3 separate regions of the Homo sapiens genome follow, and regions 2 and 3 are each linked to region 1. A link is a loop called in an ENCODE intact Hi-C map of the cell type or tissue named here. Cell type or tissue: heart right ventricle. All regions are shown on one strand.

What was found. Hi-C counts contacts between places; a loop is a spot of excess contacts. Peaks named below come from ENCODE experiments on the same cell type or tissue, not always from the same donor. Only the 100,000 strongest peaks of a DNase experiment are listed, where the experiment ranks them.
Region 2: it touches region 1 in a loop (2.4-fold over the local background); 17 of 110 quality-filtered maps call a loop at or near these places.
Region 3: it touches region 1 in a loop (3-fold over the local background); 8 of 110 quality-filtered maps call a loop at or near these places.

Annotation. Positions count from the first base shown.
Region 1 is chr10:43,687,009-43,695,008 of GRCh38, forward strand. It overlaps LOC124902417 (a long non-coding RNA gene), which reads left to right and starts at 3,172. Exons shown (of 2, transcript XR_007062133.1): 1 at 3,172-5,478; 2 at 6,076-8,000. RefSeq lists a silencer at 3,157-3,256. In heart right ventricle, CTCF peaks have their summits at 3,236 (motif pointing right), 3,439 and 3,641; DNase peaks (open chromatin) are centred at 2,793, 3,233 and 3,673; H3K4me3 peaks cover 1,653 bases; H3K27ac peaks cover 5,802 bases.
Region 2 is chr10:44,026,090-44,034,089 of GRCh38, forward strand. No RefSeq gene overlaps it. Among named protein-coding and RNA genes, the nearest start is that of LINC02659, 120 kb to the left of the region's middle. In heart right ventricle, a CTCF peak has its summit at 4,265; no DNase peak of the experiment used is centred here; H3K27ac peaks cover 1,262 bases.
Region 3 is chr10:43,820,253-43,828,252 of GRCh38, forward strand. No RefSeq gene overlaps it. Among named protein-coding and RNA genes, the nearest start is that of LINC00619, 21 kb to the right of the region's middle. In heart right ventricle, no CTCF peak of the experiment used is centred here; DNase peaks (open chromatin) are centred at 4,869 and 6,407; H3K27ac peaks cover 7,881 bases.

The DNA of each region.
Region 1 (8,000 bases):
GCAAGAGTAAAATGTGATGGAAATGGCAGGAAAGAGCGGAGAGAAGGCAGATATAGGATTCCCTCATGCATTTAGTGAGCAAAGATCCACTAGATCCTCCTCAATGGTCTTAGCAAGGGGCATCTAGCAGTGAAGAAAATCAGCTGGGCACGGTGGTGGCACGTGCCTGTCATCCCAGCTACTGGCGAAGCTGAGGTGGGAGGACTGCTTGAACCTGGGAGGTTGAAGCTGCTGCAGGCTATGATCACACCTGTGAAAAGCCACTGCACTTCAGTCTGGGCAACAGAGTGGGGCCCTGTCTCTTAAAAAAAAACCCCTGCTTGCTTGAAGCACATGTTTAGTGAGGGATGAAAGACAATAAGCAAGTCAGGACACATCGAATGAGAGAAAGCGGTCAGGGCTTTGGAAACCTAGAGTGAGGAAGAGGAAAAGAAGGGGTGGGGACGAGGGAGAGAGCTGCAGTCTTAAATAAGGTGGCCAGAAGGAGCCTGCTGTGCAGGGAGCTCTGAGCAGAGAGCTGAAGGCATCAGGGAGCAAGCGGGGAGACGTGGGGGCTGCATTCCAAGCAGGGGGTTGGTGCTGTGGAGACCCGGAGATGGTGGTGGCATTGCGGGGAGGGCTTGAGCTGGGGAGTTTGGGGGGCCACTGTGGGTGGAGAAGGGGAAGTGCTCAGCAGAGGAGGCCCATTTGGGACATCTTAGGACTCTGGGATGGAAAGCCATTGAGGGATTTTCAACAAAGAAGTGACATGACTTTCACTTAATGCTTTAACAAGACCATTCTGGCTGCTGTGTTGTGACTAGATTCCTGGAGGGGTCGGTAAGGGCAGAAGTAGGAAGAAGAGGGAGGACGCGACATGATTCTGGGAGTGACGGTGGTGGCGTGTCCTGGGCTGAGCGTGAGGGAGGTGACGAGAAGTGGCTGCTCTCTGGGTTTTCCTTGTAGGCAAGTCCAGCAGGATTTGCTGACAGTGGGTTTGGATGGAGGAGAAGCAGGGTAGTTGAAGACAAATGAGATTTGGATCTAAGCAACCGAAAGAAAGGCAAAGAAGTTCCCAGCGGACTGCTTTTGTTTGTTTGTTTGTTTTGTTTTTGAGAAGGAGTCTTGCTTTGTCGCCCAGGCTGGAGTGCAGTGGCACAATCTCGGCTCACTGCAACCTCCGCCTACTGGGTTCAAGCGATTCTCCTGCCTCATCCTCCCGAGTAGATGGGATTACAGGCACGCGCCACTAAGCCTAGCTAATTTTTGTATTTTTAGTAGAAATGGGGTTTCACCATGTTGGCGAGGATGGTCTCTATCTCTTGACCTTGTGATCTGCCTGCCTCGGCCTCCCAATGTGCTGGGATTACAGGCGTGAGCCCCCCCCGCACCCAGCCTGCGGACTATTTTTTTATGGGGGGGGGGGGGGAATCAGGAGTTTGCCCTTTGTGTTTTCAATTTAAGATTCGGCATTTGGGAGGAGCTGTCTGGTGGACTACAGGAAAGGCGAGTGTGGAGCTGGTGTGAGAAGCTGGCTGGGAGAGGGCTGTTCCTTGGTGACTCACGGGCGGAAAGGTGGCCTTTAAACAGTGAGGGTGGGTGAAGTCATCGGGGCAGGAGCGTGCCTCCAGAGGGCCAGGGACTGTGCCTGAAGCTGGGCTCTCCTGGGCTACAGGGGCTGCGAGGGAGGCTTGAGGGGCTGGGGAGCGAGGGGCAGGCTGAGACCCTCCTGTGGGAAAGCATTGCAAGCTGGGAATGTTTAGCGGTGGCCAGTACCTCAGAGTGCAGCAGGGCGAGGCGGAAAAGAGACTGACCATGTCTGAGTGGTTTTGGTGGAGTGCTGGGTAAAGGTGAATGTGTCAGGGTGTGAAGGAGAAATAGGAGCTGTGCGGAAACGGGTGCTGGGAAAGGGGGAGGTTGCTGGGGAAAGAGGTGTGGGGTCCTGAGGGGGCCTTTGAAAGGTAACGTGGAGAATTCCTACTGGATTTGGCCTTCACTGGAATACCCTAGAGGAGGGGGAAGTTGGAGGTGAGGGCGTGGCCGGTGGCTGAGTAGATGGCCTGGGGGGGCCTGGCCCAGAGAGCTCTTGGGAAGGTCTTAGGGCAGGACCAGGGGCCGCGGGGGCAGCAGATGGCACACGGGGGCGGGGTGTCGGAGGCGGCCTGTGCAGATCCCCTGACCCCCTGCCTTCTCAGGGCTACAGAAACAAGGCCGTCATACTTAGAGGTGCTGGGCGGCTGAGGAGTGGAGCGGGTGGGAGGTGCGGGGCTGCAGGGGGATTAGCTCCCAGCAGCCGTGGGTCCCCCTGAGGATGCCGGGGTCATAATGCACAAAGCCACCCTCTCCAAACACCTCCAGCTGCCCAGGCGAGGCGGCGCGCAGGCGGAGAGCAGGAGGGACGCGAGGGTGAGGGGCTGAGCCGGGGGCCAGGGCGTCTTCAAGGCAGCGCTTTAAGGAAAGGGCCATGGAGTTCCAGCTGGGGCAGGACAGGAGGAGCCGGGGACGGAGGTGAGATTAGTGGCCTGAAGCTCCCAGTGAGGCCAGGACTATGGGAGAGAGGGTACGGAGGGCATCAGGGTGCGGGGGGTGGTTAGGGGGTGAGGGCGTGCGACACAGCGTCAGAAAGCGGACGGAAGCTGGGGGTGAGCAGGACTCGGGTGCCGTGAGTGTCTTGGTGACCACTGTGAGCCGGCGAGGTCCACTGGGCCAGACCCTGGCCCGAGGTGGCCCCGGAGCTGTGAGCGGGAGGAAGAGGGAAGGGCGGAGTCTGGAGCCCTCACGCCTTCCGCCTTGTGCGCGGTGCAGGCTGCCGAGAGCCCGGCCGGGCAAGCCTTTCCGCCGTGGTCAGTGACTCGTTTGCACAAGGACTTTTTAGGGAAGAGAGAAGCCAGGCCTTCGCTGTGGGCCTAGCCCCTCAAACCGCAAGCTCTCCCCCTTGGGGTCCTCGTCGTGAACGCCCTTCTCGTCTCCCGCCGGGCTCACTCTTTCGCATTTTGCTGCGAAAGTTTACTGGAAATAGGTCCATTCACTGGTCGATTCAGAGGGACACTAGAAACGCGATGCCCATATCTAACACATCCTGGCCTTTTGAAGAGGGATAAAAAATAATACCCACTAGAGCCCCGTGCCTCCGGAGAGTGGGGCTTCGCATTTGCGCGTCCGAGGCCCGGCAGGGAGAGCTTCTGGGTCCTGGGGGCGCGCACATCCGGCGCGCGCTGTGTCGGGGAGCGGCGCTCTGGGCTGGGCCGGCAGAGGGCGCTGCGGGGCGGCCGTGGAACAAGCAGGGGAGAGCGTCAGGGGACCCAGCACAGCCTGCCTGCTGCGCCCTGCTGCCGGCCGCGCCCTCCTCCGTGCTGCGTTCTCCTGCTCGACGCTGCGTCCTCATCCAACACTGGCACCGCGCGCTCCTTCCAGGGTCGGAGGCCCACAGACCCCTCACGTTCGCTTCTGTCAGGAGTAGCGGCAGAATTTCGATAATTTATGTCTTTGATGGAGACTGGGAAGGTAGCCTGGCCGCTGCGCAGGAGAGCTGCGCGGGGTCCAGGAGGGGAGCGCGGAGTGGGAGCAGTCGACTCGGGCTGCGCAGTGCGTGTCGGCTGTCACGGGACACCGGTGAGGACCCTGCACCCAGAGTCGGGGGTCCAGGCTGTTGCTGGAACAGGAGGCAGCTCGGTGTCCACGGTTCCGCAGGGGGCCGCTGTCTGCTTGGATCTTTCATCAGGTCCCAGGCAGAGGGTGCGCTCTCTACTCAGCTTCACTCCTTGGGACAGAAGTGTGGCTGCTGATCCTGGAGTAGGGAAGGAGAAGGAAGCATTTGCATGATTAAAATATTTTTTTTTATCTTGGTAAAATACACATAACATGAAATGTACCATGTTAACCATTTTTAAGTACTATTTTAATGTACTATTCAGTGACATTAAGTTCATCGAACATTGGTGTGCAATCGTCACCACCATCCATTTACAGAAGTCTTTTCATCTTGAAAGTCTGAAACTTTGTATCTATTGAACAACAATTCCACATTTCCCCCTTCCCCCAGGCCCTGGCAACCACCATTCTACTTTGTCTCTAGGAATTGGACTACTCTAGGTATCTCATATAAGTCTAATGAAACAGCATCTGTCCTTTGTGACTGGCTTATTTCAGGTAGCATAATGACCTCAAGGTTCATCCATGTAGTAGCAAGTGTCAGAATGACCCTCCTTTTTAAGGCTGAATAATATTCCATTGCATGTCTATACCACAATTTGCTTATCTGTTCATCCATCGATGGACACTGGGTTTGGTTCTACCTCTTAGCTGTTGTGAACAATGCTACCATGAACACGGGCGTACAAATATCTGTTTGAAATCCTGCTTTCAGTTCTTTTGTATATATGCCTAGAAATGGAGTTGAGTTGCTGGATCAGATGGTAATCCTGTGTTGAATATTTTGAGGAACGCCATACTGTTTTCCATAGTGACAGTTGCATGATTTTTAAAAAGTGGCTTACTTTCAACACATTTTTTAAGGTAATATTTTGGACCAAATGGTTAATAAGACTGTGGTGACGAGGTGCAAGACTCTGGGAAGATGGCCAAAAGGCACTGTTCTTTTTCATTCTTGTTTTCTGTCCCCAGCCCATGCCCCTGCTGGCAGCCCTGGGCTTGCCATCCATCTGGAAGCTAGGAAGGGCTGAGTCACCCAGCATTCTGGGGCTGGGTGCACCCTTTCTATAGTGTCTTAGGAGGATGCAGAAGTAATGGCTACAGAGCAGCTGCTGAAGGAGGAGGAGGGCTCACGAACTGCTAGAATTTTAAAGGGCTGCAGCCCCTGAAGTCCTGGGCCCTGTTTTACAGATAAGGGAACAAAGACTGCTGCAAGGAGAAGCATGTGGAAGAAGACAGCTCTGAGGATGCAGAGCCCCAAAGGACGTGCTTGCCATTCCTGGAGAGGAATGGCATCAGGGACCCAGGCCACATGCAGTGCGGCCAGGGACAGAGCACCACCTGTGCGTGTGGACATTTCACATTTTTCCTCCATGGAAAAATGTAGGAAACCCTACAGCTTGGGTTTCCTCTGTTACTGAGGCTTCCTCTGTTACTGAGGCTAACTGGGACATTTGTCTATTTAGCATTTATCTACTATGTGTTGAAAGAGAGGCGGGTGGGGGAGAAGATTAGGAAGCCTTTAAACAAAGCTCCAAGTAGAGCTGTCTCGACATGATTCAAAACTGCATCCTTAGATGCTTGGTGGTATAAAGGTCTTGCCAATTCCCATTACAACACATATTGCAACATGCCTTTCTTCTCGTAAATGTCTTCTGAAGGTCACTCCAGCCCCTGCCAGTCCCTCTCCCCTTGACTTTCTGCCAGTGCCCAACTGTGAACCCGTAGAGCCATCTGCTCTCCCCTCCTGCTTACCTGCAACTGATGGCTGGCCAAGAAGATAGGAGAGTTATGCGATTGGTCAAGGACTGGTGTGAGGTCTCCTGCTGTGCTGCACATGGGGCTCGGGTGGGTATGCTCTCCTTCCTCAGGGAACGGCCATTCCACTGTTACCATGCTCCTCCATTCCCTCTCCCCACTGCCCCATCTCAGCCCCTGCTGGCATGCACATCTTTCCCTAGGTTAGAAGAAGATTCCTTCAGCTTCCTGGCCCCAAGCCGACAAATGCCCTTCCCTGCTGTTCTCAGGTCTCTGAATCAAAGGCGCTGTCCTCTCATCCAGGGATAATTTCTCCTTCTCCATCTTGACACCTTCACCTTTTTCCTCTTGGGTACTTTGTTCTTTCCTGTATTTAACTTCTTGCTTTCCCGAGTCCTCAATGTTTCCTTCTTTGACTCTTTCCCCCACAGATTATGAACATGCACAAGCTTAAAACACCAACAGCAACAAAAAAGAGAAAACAAAAATGCCCTCACTGCAAAGCCCGAGTGAGGCCTGTCTCATGCCATGGTTGAGCTTCTTTCTGGCAAGAGAAACTGGCCTATGTCGCTCCCCGTCCAGCCCCTCCGTTAGTCTCTGCAATCTGGCTGCGACTTCTCAAACTCCACCAAAACTGCTCTCCTGTAGGCAGGTGACAGTCACGCCTCTCACCCGTTCTCTTTCTAGAATCTGAAGGTGTGACCTTCCCATTCTTCTGTGACAAACCTGGTGCTGCCCAGCAGAGTGGAAAGAGCATGTTTTTTTTTGTGGTAAGTTCCAACGGCAGCTGCACCAGGTAAGAGCTGTGTGATTTTGGACTCATAACTTACCAGCTCTGAGACTTCTTTTTCTCATCTATAAAATGGGGAAGAGAGCAAGTAACTACACAGAAACTTTGGGAAGACTGAAGAGGCCTTGCCGATGAAGCACGTGGCACCCAGAAAGTGCTTTGATCCCCAGCTCACAGTGATAATGCTTGTGGGTCCGCATGTCCCTTGCTCTTACTTGCAATGTCTGTTCTTCATCAGTCTCTGCAACCACATCTTCTCTCTCTGCACCCACCTCTTATGTATTTTTACCCTACAAACTCTGTAGGAAATGTGTGCTCCACATGGCTCTGCTCTCTGCTAATTTAACAGATGCTCTTTCTGAGTAACTCACACTCCAGGGTTTTTTTTTTATTAATTAATTATTATTATCATTATTTTTACCACCAACCCTGCTCCTTGGTCTCCAGATGAACCTGCCTAACTCCTCACTGCCTAGCAGACAGCAGCTTTGGAATGTCCAGCAGACACAGTCAAGACTGAACTCACTTCCTTCCTGCAGCCTGCTCCTCCGGCCTCTTCCAAGTCTCCACTGGTGATACCACCTTCCGCTCCCTCACAGGGGGTCATGGTGAATGCCTCAGCTCCTTAACCCCCGTTATGGAAGGCCTTTGGAATTCACTCTCCTTTAATGGGTCTCATATTCCCCCCTTTCTTTATTTATATTGGTACTTCCTTAGTTTAATTCATCAAGATCTTGGCCTTTGAAGGAGTTATTTCCTTTCTGCACTGCCTTTCTTTTGTCTGCCCAGCAAATCCCACCTGGTCCTCTCCTCCCCTATCCGTGCTCAACGTCCCTTCCTGGGTGAAGCCTTCCTCACCCAACACATAGCACTTGGGTTATGGCCAGTTGAGTCTCCCAGCAGCAGGAGCCTTCATGTCTCCAATGGCCTCTGCTCCTAGCACGCCTGCTGGCACCCACAGGTGTTTATGGAATTGACTCAGTGTCTAGGAAAATATGCATTTATTTCAAAAAATACGTAGTAAAATAAAAATTAGATTCAAGAAAACATCCCTATAAATTTTGGTCTGTGATAGTGCCATACACAGTAATGTTATCAGAACATCTGTCATTGGTCAAGGCTGAGGAGGAAGCTCTGTTTTGATCAGCATCTTGGACCACCAGTGATGAAGACTTTCACTCACTGAAGTCCACATTCTTTCTGCTGGGGGAAAATCCAGGTAGCTACAGGCCTCTGTCTGGCAGGGGTGTGCAACGGTGAGTGGTGAGGCAGCATCCTGACCCAGAGACCAGTTGGTTGCCCTGCACTCTGACAGGGAGGTGGGACCCTGGCCACATGAATCGCCTGCCATGACCCCAGGCCCCCTTCACTGTATCCCCTGCTGTGTGCTTCCTCTCTGCCTGCTCGCCTGTGCCAGCCCCACTTGGCTTGTGCTCCTGAGACCTCTTCTTCTCTCCTTCATGCTTTCAACTTGCAGGAAGCTTCCTGCCCGCTCAGTGGTCACCGTAAGATTGGTTCCCAGAGAGTCAGCCCTTTGGTGGCAAACAGAGGGGCTGGAGGAGGGGAGGGTCTGCTCCCTGCATTCAGGGCTGCCTCTGCCTGGGACCCACGCTCCTGGGGTCCTGGACTTGCCCTTCACCTCTCCTCTCATTCTCGCCCCTGGTGGCCCCTCAGCTGCTCCCTGGGTTTTACCCTTGGTACCTGATATAGTTCGGCTATTTCCCCACCCAAATCTCATCTTGAATTCCGACGTGTTGTAAGAGGGACCTGGTGGGAGGCAATTGAATTACGAGGGCAGGTCTTTCCCATGCTGTTCTCTTGA
Region 2 (8,000 bases), 340 kb after region 1:
AGAATGCAGCACAGAAAGAAAGAGACGCAGCAGCTGAGAGACATGGAGAGGACGGAGGTTGGGTCCTTGAAACAGGAATTCCAGGAGAGAACAAAGAAAAAGGAAGACCAGCAATATTTAAAGAGATAAAGGCTGAGGATCTTCAGATTTAAAGAAAATACGCATTTTTATTTTAGGGAAGCACGGGAGTTCTGGAGAAGAATGAATAAAAATAGAACTACACCAGATGTATTAAAACCAGAGAACATTGGAGAAAGAGACACTCTTTCTTACAAAGACAATTATATTGACAGATTTTTCCCCACAACAGTTAATGCCAAAATAAAGGAATAATCTCATTTTCAAAAAAACAAGGACTAAAGTTTCTCCCATATAAGCCCACTAAGATGTAACTACTAAAAGATGGGTTGTAGTTAGATAGAAATTTAACCTGAGGTAGGAGTCAGTTGCCAGGAACAAATGGTGACCAAAAAAAGGGCAAATATGTTAGGAAATATAAAACAGCAGTGTCTGGGGGTCAAAAGAAAATTTGGGGAAGGTTTAAAAATAGGTACAACTAAGGTACTAACAAGCAATAGCATGGTAGGTAGAAGGGTAGGAATCAGAACTGATATATTTCAGTATCTTTGTGTTGTTCAGCATGAAAGTAAAAGAATGATTAATTTTATATTTGTTTATTTAAGTATATAAATTGGAAATTTGAGGGTAACTAAAAAAATGAAAATAGAGTACAAACTTCAAAATCATTAGAGGAAAAAATGAATTAAGGGAACCTAACCAGTTTTATACAAGATAGAAAAAAGAAACAAAGAAATAATGAACAAAAAACATGGTACAGAGAAAACACCAAATAATATGGTAAAAATAAATGCAAATATGGGTAATTGCAATGTAAACACTAAATTTGAATTATAAATTAAAGGATTTTTACATTTGATTATAACAAATAAATGATACAAAACAAAACCCGGCCCTAAACATCCATCTAAAATAAAATGGCAAAGAAAAATTAAATTAAAAGTAAAGAAATGGAAAGGTGGACCATGGAATTACTAACCAACAGAAAGTGATTGCACCAATGTTAACATTAGATAAAACTAGTATTTAAGGGAAAGCATTTTAGAGATTAAGCAATTTATTACTTACTAATAAAATATGTATTTTCAGTAGGATTTTCAGCCTAAATGTAACTAAAAACATAGTCTCCGAATCTATAAGCCAAAACTTTTAGAATTACAATTAGAAATAATTAAGTTATGGTCACAGTGGGGAAAGCTAATGAATCAGCCAGAAGCGTAGTAGTAAGGATGGATAAGATCAGAAAAATGTATTAATGAGTCGGTCTAATAGATATTATATGAATTCTGTACCCAACAAATAACATGTTTTTTAAAAATATTATGAACATATTTTTGTTTTTCTTTTTTGAAAATCTAGTTTTAAAAGCCATCACATATAAATGTCATTAATTCCAGTAAAAGTAGTGATGGTGCAGCCTGACCTAAAAGTAAAGCCTCTCCACTTAGCCGGGGGAGGAGGCAAAGCACAGTGTGTATGTGAGGGGGTGTTGGAATGAGACAAGCATGTGAGTTACGACGAGAGTTACATAGCCCAAGTCAGCAATGTCTGGGTTTAAATCCTAGCCTCACTGTTGATTAGCTCTGTGACTTTGGGAAAATTAACTTAGACTCTTTGAGCCTTAGTTTCCTCACCTGTGTAATGGGTCTAATAGCAGCATCTACATCTTAGGGCTGTTGTGGGAATCAAATAAGATAGTGTATTTTAAGTGCCCAACACCATGTCTATCTCCTCATAAGTGTGCAATAAATTAGCTGTTTTCATATTCATTATTATTTTAATATCCTCCCTCCTATGTCGAATTATTTGAATATATTACTATATACTAAGGTAACTTACTTTTATTCTATCATCCGTCTTCTTTCAAGAATCTGGACTCTGAGTTAAATATTCGTGTTCTGAACATCATTTTGTGTTAAGATGCCTTTGCAACATGTTTTATTACAAAATTAGGGTGCTATTACTGACACATGAGAAGTGAGGAGGCCCAGAAAAAAAGATTAAGCTATTTTGAAGGAACTACATTAGTAAAACAATGAAGCAAAATATTTCAAAAATACATAATAAGGACTCCACGTATTATTGAGCAGATGTTGAAATTTGCAGAGGCAAATAGTAACCATGCGGCATTTTTCATCCCAATGCAGTGAGGAACTCAGAGTCTGGGGACATCCTAATCTTGCTTGAAGTAACACAACCCTACAAACACAACACTACGGTATGGTTAGAACTGAAGAAAGAATTCTTTGAAAAGTGTCTTTCTATTTTGACACAGAAGTTTTCATGTAAAACCCTGACTTTGCCCTCCAGGATGATGCAAAATCATTAGATAAAAACTTCAAGATTTCTCCAGAAATGTTGCCTTTCAGGAGCCAGAGTGACCTGTTGCTTTTGCTCAGATGCTGGTGTGAGCTCAGTCTGGACGACGTCCTTCTGCAGCAGGACAGGGCGAGATGCATTTTCATGGAGCCTCCAGTTTCACCAGAATGAAGCTGTGAGGTTTTTTCTAGAACTGAAAACTGAGTAGGGGGTTTGAAGCAGAAGGAAAGGGACCAGGTCATGCCCCTGGGTAGCTGGGCCCAAAGATCTGTTATGTGTGTAAACAAGGTTCCATTCAGGGCAATCCTGCCTTTGAGTGCCTGGGACGGTTAGAGCAAGGGGATGTCCCTAGGACCTTGGACAGTCTAGAGACAGAGAGGCCACAGGGAACAGGAAAAAGAGGGCATGGCATGGGGTGAGGGTGGGGTGTGCAGTGTGTTATCAGGAAAATGAATGGATGACTACTTTGGCATGAGTAGGTGGTGGGATGTCCTAAAATGCCAGGTTCACACAGCGGCCTCCACGCATGGCGAGCCGCGGACAGGTGTTACCAGGCAGGAGGCCAGGCACTTGGCACTGCAAGGCTCAGCCTGAAGAGGAGTGACAGTGAGGGCTTGAACCAAGGGAGTGGCGGGGGGCATTCTGTGGTTTTCTGCTTGTCAAATCCAGGTACACAGAATAAACACAATCACATGCATGTGATTGAGGCGCCCATGCAAAGACATGGTTCTGCTGTGTTACAGTGTAATTTCCAGCCTCTATTATGGGGTTTAGTGTCTCCAAAGATGGGGTGCATGTATCCAGGGGTGCTCAGGATAACCTATAGGTCTGTATTGCTTTCAAGTAAGGAAATCCATTTGGTTATGATAAGATTTCATTTGTGGAGTGGCCCTGGTTGCCTGCTTTGGGACCCTGTGTCTGAGATGGTGTCTCACAAACACTGGAGCAGGAGTCCCCAGCATGGGGTGATGGCTGCATCTTCATTCATTCCCTTGCTTCCAGTACATCAGTATTTAGAGATTTCTTTGCACTGGTTATGGATTTGCAGACTCTATGATCTGCACTGGGGGTCCTGGGTGGGCTGGGGCTCAGGACCACAGCAGGAATGGCTGTGCTGATATGCACCCAGTGCCCACTGACAACCAGCCCTGCTTTAGGCAACAGTCTTTGGCCTATGGTGGCTCCAATCTGCAAACACAGCTCAGTTCAGAAATCATTCGATTGGGGATATTATTCAAAAACTTCACTCTTCTCTAGAAGTCTAGATTTCTGAGCCTTCCCAAGCTGGGGCTTGCTTCAGGGAAAGGATGTGGTCAGTTCTGCCCCCTGCCCCGGTCCCCATCTCCCCCACCCACTAAGTGCTGTTTCAGAGGAGGGAGGGGGAAGAATGAGGGAGGAGAAGACTGGGATGGGGCAGCTCCTGCCTTGCCAGGGGCTTTGTTGTCTCTGGATCTGGAATGAGATAAAAGTAGATTCTTTATCTTGTTGGTATCATTGAGAGTTCTTAAGGGAGTCCTAGCTGGAGATGTGTTTTTTCTTCACCAAGGCAAATGCACCTTTATTCCAGATGGTTTCCTGGGACTCCTTCCTTAGCATGTAGGACTCAGGAGCTTCTTGCTGTTGGGTTCCTCTCTCCCTTCAAGCAGTCCTTTAGACAGAACCCAACTACTGCTGCTCTGTCTTTTTGGTGACCCCATCCATTCCTCAGGAAGCATGATGCCACCTGGCCCCTGAAGTCCTTGGGACTGGGCTTACTCTGCCCAAGTCTCATCTGTCCTACATACAGGTCACTGTAGGCGTCTCAGGTGTGAGTCAGGGAGGCCGCCCAAAAGCCTCCCTACTTTGAGGAAGCAATTCAAGGCTCCGCATGAGGAACCAGCACCATCTGCCCCTCGTCAGGTGGGACTGCAGCTCTCTGAAAAGATGTGAGGTCAGCATGCCCTTCCCCTCCCTGCTCTCTAAACCCTTTGATTTTTGGTCTGGATTAGGGGCTCAGAATGAAGCTACTTCTTGGAAATTTCCTTTGTAAATTCTGGTGGTGGTGTTCCAGTTTCCAATTTCATAGCCATAAGGGCTTCAAAACTTCAGTAATGACACTTTGTGGCATGTAAATGGGGAAAACAGTTGCCCATATTTTTTTTTCTTTTATTTGGCTGATTGGAGTCAAACAGAAAGGATGGGAGACCACTGCTCTAGACTTTTACTGCTTACCTTAGTTATCCATTCTAACAGATTTCTGGCCCTTCTCTACTAAGGTTCCTTGCTTCAGAAACTGCAATAGAAAAGCATAGCGCAAGTTTTGAGACAATCCATCATTTGGCTGCCTGGCTTCCAAAAGAAAGTTCCAAATGATTCTCCTTCCAGACTCAGACATTCCAGGCCCTATCAGAGCTTAAACGTGCTTTTTCTGTTTGGTCAGTCTGAGTTAAATTACTCTGTGCATTTTTGAGTTTCAAGAACAGGAAAAAAACTTTTTCAACCTGAAAAATAAATGGAAGCCATTCATTTTGGCAGCAGATAACTCCAAAAAATGTGACCTCTCAGAGTTCACACTGCCCAAGTGAATTGTTTCCTGGGAGGAACAGAATCTGCATGAGTTCAATCAAGTAATGTCAAGGAGAAAATGTTAAATGATGGAAGAAGAAAAAATATTTATAAGACAAGGAAATTTTGGAGCCAATTATTCTCCTTGATTTCCCGCCTCACTCTATGTCCGGGCTTCAACATTAGGCAGAATGTTTTATATCACTTTAGTAACCAAGTTAGTTTGGCTGAATGCATACAATGATTTGATTTAGAACAAGTGATCCTCTGGTGGCTAGGAAAATAAGTCTCTATAGAATTGGGATAATTTGATAGCTGCTGGGTAGGACAGATTTGTGTGGAACCTTGTGTAAACAAATCTGAATGGTACTTTTCCCCTTGGTGGATTCCTTTGGTAATCAACCTACAAGGTTCTGGAAATGGACCATTATACAAATTCGTAAAATACAACTGGATCTTTTCACCTTGGGATGTTTATAATTCTTTCCCTTGGAAATAAGATCTTTAAATATAAATCTCCATGGTAACGCTCTATGAGGAGTAACACCATAAATATCTCGCTAGGGAGAAGAAAATACAAAATGTTGGGCTACTCCGAGAAGTAGTAACTCAGTTTTGTGGCTAAGATATTTCAGATCCTCTCAAAGACTATACTTTACAGATCTTTTATTATAGTATTGCTAAGGACATAACTGTTTTTATTTCTCCTTCCTGGCTCTGTGGTAGGTGTAGGAGATGTGTGACCAGGAACAAAGGCTATTTTCTTGCCTTATATAGCTCAGGCACCTTGTTTGCTTGAGGAGACTGACAAGTCCATTGATAGCTACAGCACAGAGGGTACATGCCACAATGGTATGGGCAGGAGATGCTGTAGGGGTGGAGTGGGGTGTTATTAGCCAAAATTGTAAAGGCATCTTGAAACTCACAAAACACTTTACCATTCTGCACATATTTAGTGAGCGGCTGCTATAGGCTGGTTACTATACATTCATCACTTTCATTTTCAAATGCTTCTCCCAGTATTATAAAGTAGACCTCCACAAAGATTGGCATATCAGAAATGGCTTGCACATAGTCCTTGTCTTTACTGGCATCCTGCATGAGAAAATCTCATTGCCCAGAGACTCAAAGAAAATGATTGGATGTCAAAGGAGAGACTTCTAGGAGACACCAAGGAAAACATTGGAAAAAAAAAAAAGAAAATGAAAACCTTAAGAAGAACAACTTGAAAAACAAACAAAATAAGCCCAAAGTGTAGCACAGAACCCAAGGGCCCAATAAAGTATTTCGCAACTTAAATTAAGTACAAAGCAGGGCATCTTGAGAAATTCCCACATTTCCAAGGCTGAACCACATCTAGAACTCAGGGAGTGACTTGAATCCCTTAGGAAATAGATGCAGTAAGGGAACTGCATTGCACAAGGGCCAAGTAGAAAGATTGCATGGCTCCACCACCCAAGGACATCAAGGGCCTTCCTGGGAAGCCAGAAGAAAACTAGAGACCTTATAAAAAAGCAAGAGCAAAACTGGAAACCCAGACTCTAAAACAAAATATTAAGTGAACACTTCCAGAGAAAGGGATACAAAATAGTTGATGTGGCAAATACAGCAGTATGAATTAGTTGAGCACATGGAATGAAGAGAAGTGTGGGATGATGTCCTTCCAAACCCCACCAGGCAGTGCTTCCCTCTGGAGAACATTAAAGAGTCTATAGGCCTGCCCTCTAAGTACAGCCCTGCTTTGGTAACAGGAAGGCCTATGGTGGCTCTAACCTGCAAATTCAGCTCCATTTACAAATTATTTCATTGAATATTTTATTCAAAAGCTTTTATCTTCATTAGAAGTCAAGACAGGCTCTAGAATAAAATGTTAGGTGTTAAGCAATGGCCTGTGGTTCAGACACTATCAGAAAATGGGATAAAACCTAGAAACCAGAGTGGAGATCTGGCCAGGTATCTCACTTCACTGATTTGTTGTTGTTATGTTTTTTATTTGTTTAATATTCAAGGGCATTACCTTATGTGCATTCCCGATAAAGTATGTATTTTGATATTTGGCTCTGTTAATGTTTTAATGTGTATTTCACAGACTTCTGTCAGCAAAACTTTGATCAGCCATGGATTTCCTTGTCGAAATTCCAAAAGGGAAAATGACTAACTGTGGTTTGCAAGTCTTTTTTTTTTTTTTGATCAACATTACTCCCTGCACATTTACATAGATACAGGCATACCTCAGAGATATTGTGGGTTCAGTTCCAGTTCACTGCAATAAAGCAAATGTTGCTGTAAAGTGAGACACGCAAATTTTTTTGTTTCCCAGTGCATATAAAAGTTACATTTACACTATACTGTAGTCTCTTAAGTGTGCAATAGCATCATGTCTAGAAAACAATGTATATGCCTTAATTAAAAGTACTTTATTGCTAAAAAATGCTAACGATTATCTGAGCCTTCAGTGAGTGGTAATCTTGCTAGTGGAGGGTCTTGCCTCAGTGGTGATGACTGCTGACTGTTTAGGGTGGTGGTTGCTGAAGGGTGAGGAAGCTGTGACAATAAAAAAAATAAGACAATAAAGTTTGCTACATTGATTGACTCTTACTTTCACAAAAAATGTCTCTGTGGCATGTGATGCTGTTGATAACATTTTACCCATAGTAGAACTTCCTTCAAAATTGGAGTCAATCCTCTCAAACCCTACGCTGCTTTATCAACCAAGTTTATGGAATAGCCTAAGTTTTTTGTTGTTATTTCAACAGTGGTCTTCATCCAGAGGAAATTCCATCTCATGAAACCACTTTCTACGCTCATCCATAAGAAGAGAGTCCTCATCCTTCAAGTTCTATTACGAGATTGCAACAATTCAGTCACATCTTCAGGCTCCACTTCTAATTCTAGGTCTCTTGCTATTTCCACCACATCTGCAGTTACTTCCTTCACTGAAGTCTTGAGTCCCTCAAAGTCATCCATGAGGGCTGTAATTAACTTCTTCCAAACTCCTGTTAATGTTGATATTTGACCTCCTCCCATGAATCATGAATGATCTTAGTGGCTTCCAGAAT
Region 3 (8,000 bases), 130 kb after region 1:
TCGATGGTCAGGGCTTACGTACCATGTAAATTGACACTTGAGACAAGTTAGCTGACAGCCATACTTATTCAAAGATGAATAAAGAGAAAAAGAAAATACACTGTGTGTCCTGGGAAGAGCTTCTGGGGCTTAATGGAAATTAGGAATTACCCTGATAACTAGAGGAAGGTTCACTGATAAGATTAGAAAAGAAAATTTCAGAGGAAAAAAGAATAACTTATCTTTGGAAAAACACAAGAAACCGTGAATAAAATGCATTAAAAAATCTTATAAGTACTGTGGCACTAAAATTTTAGTTAGAAAATTAGCAGAGCAGTGTGCTGGTAAAAAAAAAAATTAATTGTGATTAATTACATAATTCTAACTTAATCTAAATTTAATTTCTAATTAAAATTAGGAAAAAAATGCCCACAAATATATCAAGCTAATTTTAGCCTCCTGTCTATCAGAGAGCATGCACAGGGCTTTGAAGTAAACAAATTCTGCTTGCAGCCAACTTATCGTGTAAATTTGAATTCAAGAAAATAATATTTGCATGCATGCAGGAGCCTGGATAGTTTTTTGTCTCCAAGCTCTCCCTGAAGCTTTCATAACTATCTAATGAATGCATCCAGGAAATGTCAGAGAAGCTGTGGTGAAGGTTCAGTGATGTAAGTGAATAATCAGAGTGTCCCCGAGCCTCCTTTCAGCACCCCCTCTCCTAATTCTACTAATTTACCTCCTCCAAGGCTCTTATGTCCACCTCCACCCCCTCCCCGACCCCAAATCCAAGCTACAACCTGCTAGATTTTTGAGACTTCTGACTATTCTCCAAGGTCTTTCTTGGACTTCAGTTGGGGAAGAGAAAATTACCACACAGGCGTGAGCCTCTGGGGCTCCCCTTCCAGCCCTGGGGTGGGAGCTCCCCTCCAGGTCTTGTTTATCCTTGGTGCTTCTGCCATCTCCAGTGCTCTCCCTGACCCCTGTCCCCTCCCTCCACAGCAGCCATTTCCCTGGGGAAACCTCTCTGCCCATGCACAGCCCATGCCAGTCTCCACTCTTCCAGCAGCTGGCACTGGGCCAAGTGGTCATACATCTGAACCATGGCCATCCCCCTCATCTGTCCCTGGGCATGGGGAGTGGTCTGCTCATCATCCTAGCCTTAATGTAGCCCTTGGCCAGTATGTAGTACCTGTTCAGCGGTGTTTGTTGAAGGAATGAATGAATCCTGCAGTGCTGTGTTGCAGTTGTCCACAGGCTTCCCAGGACTCCACCCCACTGGGCCTGTGTTTTGCTGTTCCTTGAGTTATCTGCATGGATTGAGTGTGCACCGATGCTGTGGGACACGCCAGCCACACTGAGGTCTGGTGGGCAGTTTGGGGATGAGCAGGTCCCATCTTGACCTCATCCTTCAGTTGGAGGGCCACCAGCCGCATGACGTTTTCTGTAAAATCCCGGGGTTGGGGTGGGGAAGTTCCGATTTCTTTCCTGCTCCCTTGGAGCTTTGTGCAAAGCCTCAGTGAGACTGCTCACTGAATTGTATATATTTTAATGTTAATTCGTGCCTCATTTTACTGCCCCCTGCTTTGCACCGCCCTTCACAGACATGTGCAGACACCGAGGGGATGCAGAGAGGGCTGCAGCGGCCTTTCTGGAGAGAGAGACGGCAGCTGAGGCTGAAGGCCGGCTGGGGCAGCAGAGTGGGGCTCTAAACTGTCTCTGCAGAGTCACCCCATGTTCAGCCTGCAGGGCAGGGAGGCTGCAGAACATTCTTTTCCAGGAGGGACGCAGGTTTATTGACCTTCAGGTTCCTGGAACTCTGTGATAGATCCCACAGGCTGCAAAGTGTGGTGACTTGCCCTCAGGGGGCTTCCAACTTAGAGAGAATGGGGAGGAGGAGAGGATCCCTTTTGCTCTAGAAGGCTGTTAAAATTTCTGTCAAATGCTCTGGTAGAGGCAGGTTCAGAGGTCCAGGAGCACAGAGAGGAGGAATATTTTACCTTTCACTATAAGGGCTGGAGCTGGGGAGGCTTTGTGGAGGACATGACATAAGGCCAAGAAAGAGAGAAGATGACAACAGACAAAGGCCCCAGCAAAGGTGGAAGAGCCAGGGAGTAGTCCTATGTTGGGAGCACAGTGTCCCAGAGAGTGGCAGGAGGTAACTCCGGGTTGTAGCAGATAGGCTGGGGCCTTCAGTGCTTGCCTAAGGAGGCTGAACTTTCTCCTGTGAGTAAAAGAGGAACAGGTGAAGATATTCTACCTGACGGTGGAGTAATGGCTGCATGAAAGAGAGGAGACCTGCGGAGAACCATGGTGAGTTCATGCGCGAGGGTGGTCGAGGGCAGGATCTTAGGTCAGGAAAGAGCTTTGGGGAGCAGAGCGAAGGCTCCCCCTCACTCCAGAGTGAATGACTTGGGAGGAGGAGGAGGAGGCTATGCTGAGCAGATGCTGCAGTCTGAGCTCAGCCCCTCCCCGTGCCAAAAGACAAATGAAACTTTTATGACTTCATCTTACTCAGAGACTCTGAATCTTTCAGTAGTAGTAGACACAATTTTTCCCCCGTCTGTCCCTGTGCCTTTTGTACAGATGCAAAAACATGAATCCAATTCATGCTCAAGAAAGGTTTGTTCAAGGAGCAGACAGATCCTATAACTTGCAAAATTGATGAGTTTGGGCTAACATCACTGGATTGCTGCTCTGAGAGTTCTAGAAATGCTATAAAAAGATAGCTTAGAAAAGTGGTGGAAACATAGGCTCTGGAGCCAGCCTTGCCTGAGTTCAATTCCCAGGTCTACCACTTAGCAACTGTGTGACCTTGGGCAGTTACTCAGCCTCTGAGTACTTCAGCTCTTTCGTTTGTACAGAGCAACATAATAGTATCTGTCTCCTACAGTTGGTTCAGTGATTAGAGCTGGGCCTAATCAGCACTGTGTATAGAAGTTGGTTTTTACTTTCGTTTGCTATTGCTGCAGAATTCAAGTGGTTCAATATTGATAAAACCAAGGTAACAAAGAGGAGTTGAAAAGAAAATAATTTAATCATAAATCCAGGCAAAAAGCTTGTATATAAAATTAAACATGAAAAAAAGTCTGGGCTAGTAAAAACAGAGTTTCTGGCAGAAGCATTCTTTTCCATTGTAAATACCATGGTTATTAAGTCCTTGTGTGATTTTTTGGCATCTTTTCATTTTTGGAGGATATTTTTAATAGTTTTGTTTCCTTCTGACTACCCTTACATGACTTCATAGTGCTATGTAGGGGAAATTATGGGAGTAGAGAGGCCTTAATATAGAATATTAAATGCATGGACTCAGAGTGTTTTAACAATGTTGTCACTGGAGTACTCAGAATGCTGTTTCTAGTGAGTTTTTGCCACACTTACAAGTTGTGACATTTTCCAAGAAAAATACTACATTTTAGAAAGTCATACGGAAGGAGTCATGATTTGGATTATATTTTACATTATATTATATGTGTCTTTTGTTTTTGTAACTTTATTTACTAACTCTGACTTTTATAATAAAGAAATTTTAGCGCACAATGAGAATATCTGGCATATTTGGAAGGCTGCATTTGGTAAGCCATTTTGGACTACTTAGAGCAGGGGTCTGCAACCTATGGGCTGATACTGGTCTGTGGCCTGTTAGGAACTGGGATGCTACAGCACGAGGTGAGTGGTGAGTGAGCATTGCTGCATGAGCTCTGCTTCCTGTCAGATCAGTAGTGGCATTAGATTCTCATAGGAGCATGAACCCTACTGTGAACTGCACATATGAGGGTTCTAGGCTGCACGTTCTTTATAAGAATCTAACTAATGCCTGATGATCTGAGGTGGAACTGTTTCATCCTGACCCATACACCCTGCCTGTGGAAAAATTGTCTTCCATGAAACTGGTCCCTGGTGCCAAAAAGGTTGGGGACTGCTGGCTTAGTGTAATTGTGACATAAACAAAGAACATTATTCCTGTGATTTTATTTAAAATGTCTGGCTCTCATATCACTGTGAATATGGTCTATTCAGACTATGAAAGAGTTAAGGTTAACATGAGATTGAAAATTTACTTCATTATAAAAGTTGGCTATGTTTACCTGCTTTCTATGAAAAAACTCAAATTAACCAAATATATGATTCCAAATATCTAGGCAATGCCCTTAGGTATGCAAAAGTGGATTTTTATAATTGCCTTACTCTTGGTTGGAACTGTGTAGACACATCTTTGCCTTGTCTACAATTCCACCCAGTGACAATGTTATTTATTTTATTTTATTTTTGAGACAGAGTCTCACTCTGTTATCCAGGCTGGAGTGCAGTGGCACGACCTTGGCTCACTGCAACCTCTGCCTCCCAGGTTCAAGCAATTCTCGTGCCTCAGCCTCCAAGTAGCTGGGATTACAGGTGAGCGCCACTGTGCCCGGCTACTCTTTGTATTTTTAGTAGTGGCAGGTTTTCACTATGTTGCCCAGGCTGGTCTCAAACTCCTGGACTCAAGTGATCTGCCCGCCTCAGCCTCCCAAAGTGCTGGGATTACAGTTGTGAGCCATAGTGCCTGGTCCCACTCTCAATTTTAAAGGGCTGTAAGTACTTTCGGGCAAGCACTATGCTGAAAGTTTTGTTCCAAATGCTATTGTTAATCTACTTTTCACCAATCTGATCTGCTCCATTAGCTTCAAAAGACACTTTTTTGTTTGTTTGGGTTTGCCTTTGATGGCCTTCTGCCTGCCACAAGCAATCCTCTAGAATATGGGCCTGTGCTTGGCTTTTCTACCCAAACATGAACAACCTTAAATTACTGGGCGACATTCATCGCCTCCTGCCAACTAGAGAGAGAGGCCCGTCCTGGTGAGAGTGGGACCTTGAGCTCCTCTCGGCCTTGCTTGGGCCTTGGTCCAGGAGGTTATGGGAAGAAACTGGTTTAGAAGCTGACCTCATGGGTTCGCTATTCTTATGTAACACTTAGGAAGAGCAGAGACCCACGCGGTTCAGTCCCAGAGCAATGTTGTGGTCAAGAGAACACAGTCCAGCTACCAATAGTTATTTCAAAATAATTCAAGCTCTTTGTTTATATTTTTTTAAAAAAGAAAAAAGACAAAAAAAGGAAGGGGTGGCCGAGCTGGAAACCTGGCTTTAAGTCCCCTTTGTTTCCCTTCAGGGGGCCCCTCAGGTGGGCGCCTGCTTGGAAACCTCTCCACCCTTCCAAACACCCCTTTCCTACCTGAATGTTCATTTGCTGATCCAGATTCTGAATAAATGAAGTCGCACAGAATCTACCTGGCAGAAAGGAAACTGCCTGGAGGCCAGAGCTGAGGGGAGGCCCAGAGCAGAGCGGGCGCGTGACTCCGCAGTGAGCAGGGAGGGCAGGCTGGGGACGTTCACCACCCAGAGCGCCTCTGCTCCCGGCAGCCCTGAGACTCCAGGCTCCCCTGTTCCTCCCTCCCAGAGACCCTGCCGGTCCTCCCCGCCGGGCTCCCTCGCAGCTCGCAGCTCGCAGCTCGGGGAAAGGGCGGGCTGCGCCCTCAGGACCTTTCTCAGCAGCCACAGCAGCGCATCCCAGCACCTCCTCCAGGAGCCCCGCCATCTCCTGCCACCCGGACTTTCCCCACAGCGCAGCATCCCCTAGTCCCTTCAGGGCTGGAACAGTGGTACCCGCAGACGGTGCAATAGGGAAGTCCCTTTTGCCTTTCCATGGAAGCTGTAGGGCGCTTAGAGCTGCTGGGGGAGGAAAAGAAAGAAGAAGAAGAAATACAGTAAGTGTGATATGGGTACAAAGAAACGAACATGCAGCTTCCGTGTGCCTAGACAGGAGCCCTGGGACATGTGCACTGGGCCTGCGTCATCGCCTGCCTTCAGCGGGCTCCAGACCTTCCAGAGGCCCCCCTCACCACCCGCGGCCCTCCTGAGGCTCCCCTCACCCCCACCCACCTCCGAGGCCCTCCCGAGGCTCCCGGGCTCGCGCTCCTCTGAGTTGCCTGCGGCTGACTCCAGGTGTGGCCTGGGTCTAGTGTCTGGGGGGGTCGTTCCCAACGAAGGGGAAGAAGGCTTTTCGTGAGCATGTAAGGAGTACATCCTCATTTTGTCTTCTCAATCTGTTCACCCAGCGCCTGTGACCCGGACCCAGCGCGCGACTCACAGACCCCGGCTCTGGGCACCCCTGGTGAGTGCCTTCTGCCCCAGAGCTCCACACAGCACCAGCCTGCACGCTCCCCCAGCTTCAGTTCATTTGCTGCTGTCCTGACAGGTCAGTCGCTTGAGCATCCATGCTGCCAGGTGACAAACCCAGTCACGCAGAGGTGTACATCCTTTAGCCAGGGTGACACGATGTGGAGCTGAATCCAAGTCCGGGAGTCTGGTGACCGTATCTGGGCTCTGACTGCGCAGCTGTCTCACAGTGAAACAAATTGGGGACTGGCCTTGTCCTGAGTGGCCTTAGGACGGTGCAGTGGCCTGCAGCCTCCTGTCCAGTCCCCACCATTGACAAGTGCATCGATGTCCCACAGCTGTGCCACTAGAGGCTGTTTGACTGTGGTAGTTTCACATGTATCTGCTTAGTCCTCTTTTGCCAGACTTTACGCTTTGTGTGCCAGTTCCAATTTAGGTAAAAATTCTGGATATTCTCGGTTATCCCACGTGGAGGAAGGACTGAGCAAACTCACATCCATCACCCTGACCAGGGCCTGAGAGCAGCAGCCTCTCCGCGGGCAACTCTGTTACTAGGACTCTGGGCGTGAGGGGAAGCGGAGGGGGCAGCTCTGTTACTAAGAGTTAGGGAACCCAGCGGAGCTCCACTGTAAGTGAATGTCTAGTTCGACTATATTTTCTTGTAGAATCATTAACTCCAAAAGAATTGAATTGAATGATGTACAATTCACAAACACACGACTTTACCATCTCACCAGAAACACTCTTACCACAAGGACACTAAGTTGATTCTGTAAAATGTGGGAAATACAATGCACCTCGAAGCCTTGCAGGCTCCTGTTTTTCTTTCCTTTTCTCTTTTTTTAGGATTAGAATGAGTACATGTAAAGTGCTTAGTGTAGGAGCTGGCAGAGAGGGTAGACACTCAATAAATAGCAGCAATCGTAAGTGTACAAAGCGGGTCATGTGCCTGGCATTGCCCCTCACCCCTGCCTCCCATTCTAAGCAGCCTGTTGAGCACTTGGTAATTCCTCACTTGAAAGAGATTATAAAGAGGTTTTTTTTTTGGTTTATATTTTAAAAGATTTTTTTATTGTGGTAAGATGTACATAATGTAAAGTTTGTACATTCACGTTGTTGTACAACATCATCACCATCTATCTCCAGAACTTTTCCATCATCTCAGACAGAAACTCTGTCCCCATTAAACACAGACTCCCCATTCTCTCCCATCCCTAGACCCTGGTAACTACCAATTCTACTTTCTGTCTCTCTGAGTTTGAGTACTCTAGGTATAGGCTATAAAGAGTTTTGATCAACACAAACCATAATAAAACTTAAACCTATAGAATTTAAGTAAAGAGTTGGTTTCTCCCATGTCTTCACACAGCTATCTCCCTTCACAAAAGTTTCTAAATCAAAGAAGGAAAGTAGGGACTCCGTGTCTCGGGTCTGCAAGACTTTCCCAGCTGTGAGATCGCTCACCAGCCCACCTTGAGACTCTTAGCTTCAGATCTTCCACTGTTCCACTATCTCCTCCCAGCTCTTGCTGCTTGTCCAGATGCTGCAGGATCAGCCGTGTCCCAAACTTGGTCCCACTGGGAAAAGGTGCTCAGTTTTTCCCAGCATTGCTACCATTTGCTTTTTCTGTTATTCCTCCCACAGGACATAAGCATGTACTCTCTGGGTAACAGAATGTTATTTCACATTGTCCTCAGTTAAACCCTGGTCAGTGCTTCCCTGGAAGTGACCAATGAATTCATCCAAGGACCAACTATCAGAAATAGACTTGCTAGAAATCATCATTTATGATTCAATTTCCAAGCAAATCAGGAATTGTGGATCAAGAGTGTGTCCAAAGTGTGGTGTTGAATTGTTACAGTCAG